Regions from separate parts of the Homo sapiens genome. Here region 1 is linked to region 2. A link is a loop called in an ENCODE intact Hi-C map of the cell type or tissue named here. Cell type or tissue: gastrocnemius medialis. All regions are shown on one strand. Each heading gives the region's core, and the rest is flanking DNA. Links, peaks and the distances in the headings are about the cores only.

Region 1 (2,920 bases), core at 141-2,640, 75 kb before region 2:
AGTTAATTAGATAGTGACATCCCTGATGGGAGAGTGGTGTTTTTCTTTTTAACCCCTTACTTATAACTAGAGAAATTCTAGAAAGTCATGCTGTGGTCTTCAGAGGAGCCCCATCTAAAGAGGTATGTTCACCTGGGCATCAACCCAGCAAGTCTCTATTAGAAAGCCTTATTATATTTAGCATTCTTGAGAAGGGGCGTGATGGGCTCCAAGGGAAGGGGTCCTAGTAGAGCCTTTTCTGGCTGGAGACTTTCAAGGGGAAGTGACTAGACTATGTGCAGAGACAGGGAGGGGAAGTGACTAGACTATGCGCAGAGACAGGGAGGGTGAGCCTGACTTTGCATTGATATAGAAGAAGGTGTACCATGTCTCTCTGATTAACAATTTCCAGACTGGACTGGAGCCCGACTGAGCCCAGCATTGTGTTCCAGAGACAACTTGCCCAGGGTGCTGCCCATCTGCACCCAGTACTGCTGCACTGGGGCTGCTCTGGAGGCAGGTCCTGCTGAAGCTCACCCATGCATGCAGTCTGGGGCTGCTCAAGGACATACCTCCATTCACCAGGTGCCATGTGGACTGAAGCCTGCGCTTCTAGCTCAGGGGAAAGCTAAAATGGGCAGATGACTGGCAGATGAGATCAACTTTCAACCAGGCCTGCCAAATTGAATCTCTGAGGGGACACTCCAGGAATCTGCTTCTTACAAGCCCTCCAGGTGATTTGAATGCACACTCAACTTTGTGAAGCACTGTTAGTGTAGCTATGAATCACATGGGGTCGTCTTAAAACAAGGCTTCTACTTCAGCATGGGGTGGAGCCCGAGGGTCTGCATTTCTAACAAGACCGCATTGAGCTGGAAGGTACAGAAAGCTTGCCAAGCCCAGGACAACAAGGGAGGTGATGCTCTATCCCATTTTCATGATAAGAAGTGCAAGTCAAAACATACAGCCGAGAGTTTGATTCTGTGCAGACTTCTTTTTTTCCCCCCAATTAAGATTCTTTATGCTATGCTATATGATGTTTTCCATAGTAAAAATTCCTTATGCCTTTATTTTTCCTTTATGGAAGAACAGTTACAAACCGACATGCTCTGTTATCAAGCCCCGGACTAAATCCTAAATGGACTAAATGAGATTTTCACAATGACTCATAAGGTAGTGGAACGTGCAGAGTGTGAGGCATAATCCACTTTGCTCAGTAAAAATTGAAATCTATGAGGGAACAGCACGTCCCAGGAGACTTTGTGGCACCTGCTTTGCAGTAATCTGCCAGAGCATGACGTTTCAAGAGGGATCAATGTACGAGCCACGTGTATGACCCATAATATAAAACAAGGAGGTTTTGTTTACTCTGAAGACAGGTTTAAAGGCAGTCTGGGGGGTGGTGGTAATCACGCCCTCTTTTTGGGGTTTTGACCAGTTGGGAAATGTACAAAGAGGATACTAGTAAAGGTCCCCCTCCCTGCCCACCCCCACCGAGATGGTGTCTCACTCTTGCCCAGGCTGGAGTGCAGTTGCGTGATCTCAGCTCACTGCAACCTCTGCCTCCTGAGTTCAAGCGATTCTCCTGCCTCAGCCTCCCTAGTGGCTGGGACTACAGGTGTCCGCCACCACACCTGGCTAATTTTTGTATTTTTAGTAGAGACAGTGTTTCACCATGTTGGCCAGGCTGGTAATGAACTCCTGACCTCAAGTGATCTGCCTGCCTTGGCCTCCCAAAGTGCTGGGATTACAGGCGTGAGCCACCGCACCCGGCAGGATACTAGTAAAGGTTTTACTACCCCTAACACAGGGCTCCTTGTTAACAGGTTGGGCCTAGACTCTGTGTGAGGCTCTAGGAGGCTTCCAACTGCCAGTTGTCCTCACCCACCACTTCTCCTGAGCTGGAAACAACTGTCCCTCTCAATGAAGGGTGGCTTTGGTGCAGGTGAGAGAGCTGGATCAGGGAGAGCAGGGACAGGGTGGGCTGCCAGAAGTAGGTCCTGCCTGGGCTCCACTTCCACAGAGAAGGGAGGACCAAAGAGGCCACAAAGGCTGAGGACAGGCTGTAAGCTAGTGACCATGGTGTGTGTCCTGGTTGGTCTCTGCTTCAGGTACATGAAGCCATGGAAATGTCAGACTCGCCTAGACCACACTGATAGGTAAGTCATTCCTTCTATGGGCTGGAACCAGCCAAAGGGTAGAACACTAAACTGGGAAACATTCACTCCAATCCTTGGCCCTGAGGGAGAAAGATGGGTACCTGCTCCCTGCTTTGTAATTGCAAGCAGGATGGTGTGATCCCTGAGTGTTCTACCCTGACCAGTTATCTGTGAAAGCCCTGTTTGAGCCATCAGCAAAGGGTCTTATACCTCTAATATTTATTTAACATCTCAAATCAATTCTCAAGATCTCCGATATCCTGAACACATTGCTTTTTAATGCATTTCCCTGTTAACATGTAATTGACTAAGGCTGCCTACAGGGTGAAGCTACAAATTCTGGCCTGGCATTCACAGCTTGGCACTGTCTTTAATCTGAGCCCCTACACAAATGGTCTTTTTTCCTGATAAACAGATTCCATGTCACCACTGCCACATGACTGCATGTTCCTGACTTGTGGCCCACAATGCTGTCCCCACTTCTTATCCTTCAATATCCAGGTCAACCCAACTTCCCCAAGCAGTTCTTTCCCAAGCCCCATTGGACTTGCTCCTTCCTCCCATCCCCAGCACAGGATGTCCTATCCCTAGTTTGCCAACGGTTCAGTGGACACATAAGAGAGCTTCTGAGATGCTGGGCATGAGCATGCTGCAGACACAGCCCTTGTCCTGGAAGACTGAAGAAGACAAGCATGCAATGCATCATCACAGGCCCACATGGTAGGCCCAAAGCAGTGATAAGTAGGAGATGCTGGGGTGACACAGAAGGAAAGGTTTGCTGT
Region 2 (2,920 bases), core at 139-2,638:
ATGGCGATGCTTAATTCAGTTAATTTACACATATTTATTGGGAATCTGTTATACATTAATTTCTAATGCAGTGTGTTAGATGGAGGGAGATTGGCACAGAGAACTGGCACAATATATGTTAAAATACCTTCTTTGCCTTTAGGGATTTCAGGCTACCTGTGAAGCAAAGAGAGCACCGATGAATCAATTAAGAAACAATTAAGTGCCAGATTGTGAGCTGCTAATGATGAATGCAATAGGAAGGGAGAGATGATTATGAACTGTAGTCACTGGAGAATAGTGTGCAGTAGAGGTGGGGATGGGTTACTCTGTGCAGACAGAATGGGATTTGAACAGGCAGAATAGGACAGATGACAGATGAGAAGAAATTAGGAAAGGTACAGAACTTCCTTTTTCCTCTATCACTCATTCATTCAACAACTTTTACGGAAAGTCTACAGTAAGCTAGGCACTAGGCTTAGGCTGAGCGTGAACTACAAAGAAAAAAGGACACAAATCATGTCCTCAAGGAGATTATAGTCTGGCAATGAAGAAAAACGTGTTATAAATAACCGTAATACAATGCAGATGTAATATGGGTCAAAAGAGAGCTTCCAGTGATTGCAGCCAAGAGCAATGAGCAATAAATAGGTCATACTGATTTAAGTGGGTCTCCCATGGTCATGTCAGTTATGTCACCTTAATTTGGATATTGCTTCTGTGAGATTAGAACTTTCATTTTGACAAGGATGATCAGGTCTGGAGAGCTGGTCATGCTAACATGAGTTAACGTAAACTAATTATAAATCAAAATTCAATTCATTATTTTCAACTGAAAAGACTTTAACCTGATAATGAACTCAAGAATACCAGAGTCAGCAAGGCTTCTTGGGAAGTGGGGAGTCAAAAAAGGTGCTGAATGACCTTATGGGTTACATAAAGACAGCAAGATTCTTTGGCTCTCCTGTGACTGGAAGTGGGATGGGGTTGTCTTATAATCATGTGCATGTTCTATTAGCCCTCTTACAAAAGACTGTCACTCCTATCTCTGCTTCAATTGATTGCTAAATCCTATGAAACCCTCTCATCAGCTGCAACATACTACCATACCATACCAGACACTATGAGTCAAGCTCACATGACACATAATCCTTGCACTCAGAAGCCAAATCAACTCAATGAACATTTCTGGTCATTCATGCCATTTTTATGCCAGACATTCTTTGTGTGGCATTTAGTGGTACGTCCAGGAAATATGATCTAGAACTTTCTGTTGCTCACTTCCTACCAAACGTTTCATTGTGCAAAGCAGTATCTCTAGAGGACTGCTGAAGGAATGCAGGCCATTGCTTCACTCAGTACTCTAAAAGATATCTCTGGGTTAATTCAGAGCATCAGAGTCTTAAACTAGGTTTTATCTAAATAGCATAAGCAGAATGCTACTGTGTTTTAATAGTTATTCTTCACCTCTAAGAGGGGTTTGAATTTGTGTGTGTGTGAGAATGAAAATCAGATAGTAAATATAAATATTTTAGGACTTTTGGACCATATGATCTCTGTTACAACTATCTGACTCTCCCGTTGGGTCCAAAGCAGCTATACACAATACATAAACAAACGAACATGGCTATGTTCCAACCAAACTTTATTTATAAAAATAGGCAGCAGGCCAAATTTGGCCTGCAGGTTTGCTAATCCCTGTTCTACGGTAATAGGCTTTAGCTAGGCACATCATCATCCTGAGTAAAGACTGTGGAAAGGCCTACAAAGAAGAGGCCAAACTACTCAAAGTCCAAATAAACGTCCTGATAAAATGTGAGCAAACAGCAAACTGACTTGCCCACATCCACCCTGCCCTTTAGGCAGAGTGAAAAAATGATAAACTGGGGCTAAACCCAGCCCTTTTTCCTGTTCCTTCTCTGTAATGAAGGTTAGAGTAGAGTTAAGCATACCTAAGCCTTATCTTTTTATCTTTAAGAGCTTTCTGAAAGGGGAATAATAAAGACCACATCTTAGAATCATCAGCATTCACCGAGGAAGACAAATGCAGGGCTTTTTGTTTGTTGTTTTACCAAAGATTGGAAAATGTGGCCCACTAGATAACAAAACAGGAAGAGAATTAAATATGTCACTCAAGTGAAAAGAATGACACTTTGTGTTATTATTGACACTCTGAAGAAGAGCAAACATATGCAAGATCAATGTCCTCTTCTGAGCTGGTTAAAGATAGCATTTTTAGTAATTTAATCATGTAGAGAATAATTTCTCTGTTCATTACATTTCCAGGTAAATTTTAAGGTGCCAGGTTTTCATTTGACTGCATAGGATAATGACTTCTCAGATAAAGGGAGTCAACTCCAACAGAATCAAAGGACTTCAGAATTTAGGAGGAGAATTTAAGGATTATGTATCACATATAATCTATGTCTGAGGAAAGTGACGCTTAGTCAATGCCCCCGAGGTAGTGAGTAGCAGAGGGAATTCCAGCTGGACCTTGACCTAATATTTTCACCATACAACGGTCTTATCTGCCTTCAAAAGCCTGGAGTAGGCTTAAACTTAAAAAAAACAAAACAAAACAAAACAAAACAAAAAAAACTATCAGAGGAAAGTGAGGATGGATACAATGGCCAAACCAATATACCCTGGAGTACAAGTATTTGACTCATCAGTCAGCAACTTCTTAGCAAGGTACTTCCTCTTCAAGAAGGACTGGCCCTAAGTTAGCTGGATGTGTTACCCTATCTCTGAAATGCCTTTTGTTAAATTCAACATGGCACATAATATATTGGTGCTAGTTCATCATCAGACTCAAAAAATGTAAGCATGCGTTTAGAAAGTCAAACTCCAATGTTGACTTATGCCAAAAAGCCAATCTACTCATGTTCTTTACGGGCTCCGGATCATGTGGAAATTTCAAGAAGGTGTCTGATTTACCCAG

The links. Peaks named below come from ENCODE experiments on the same cell type or tissue, not always from the same donor. Only the 100,000 strongest peaks of a DNase experiment are listed, where the experiment ranks them.
Region 1: a loop joins it to region 2, with 2.8 times the contacts of the local background. A loop is called at or near these places in 1 of 110 quality-filtered maps.

The regions. Positions count from the first base shown.
Region 1 is chr9:77,730,912-77,733,831 of GRCh38, forward strand. The region is part of intron 5 of GNAQ (G protein subunit alpha q); the gene reads right to left. Among named protein-coding and RNA genes, the nearest start is that of GNA14, 84 kb to the left of the region's middle. In gastrocnemius medialis, for the core only: no CTCF peak of the experiment used is centred there; DNase peaks (open chromatin) are centred at 570 and 1,260; H3K27ac peaks cover 1,249 bases.
Region 2 is chr9:77,806,326-77,809,245 of GRCh38, forward strand. All of the region lies in intron 3 of GNAQ (G protein subunit alpha q), which reads right to left. Among named protein-coding and RNA genes, the nearest start is that of GNA14, 160 kb to the left of the region's middle. In gastrocnemius medialis, for the core only: a CTCF peak has its summit at 1,330; a DNase peak (open chromatin) is centred at 1,186; H3K27ac peaks cover 2,426 bases.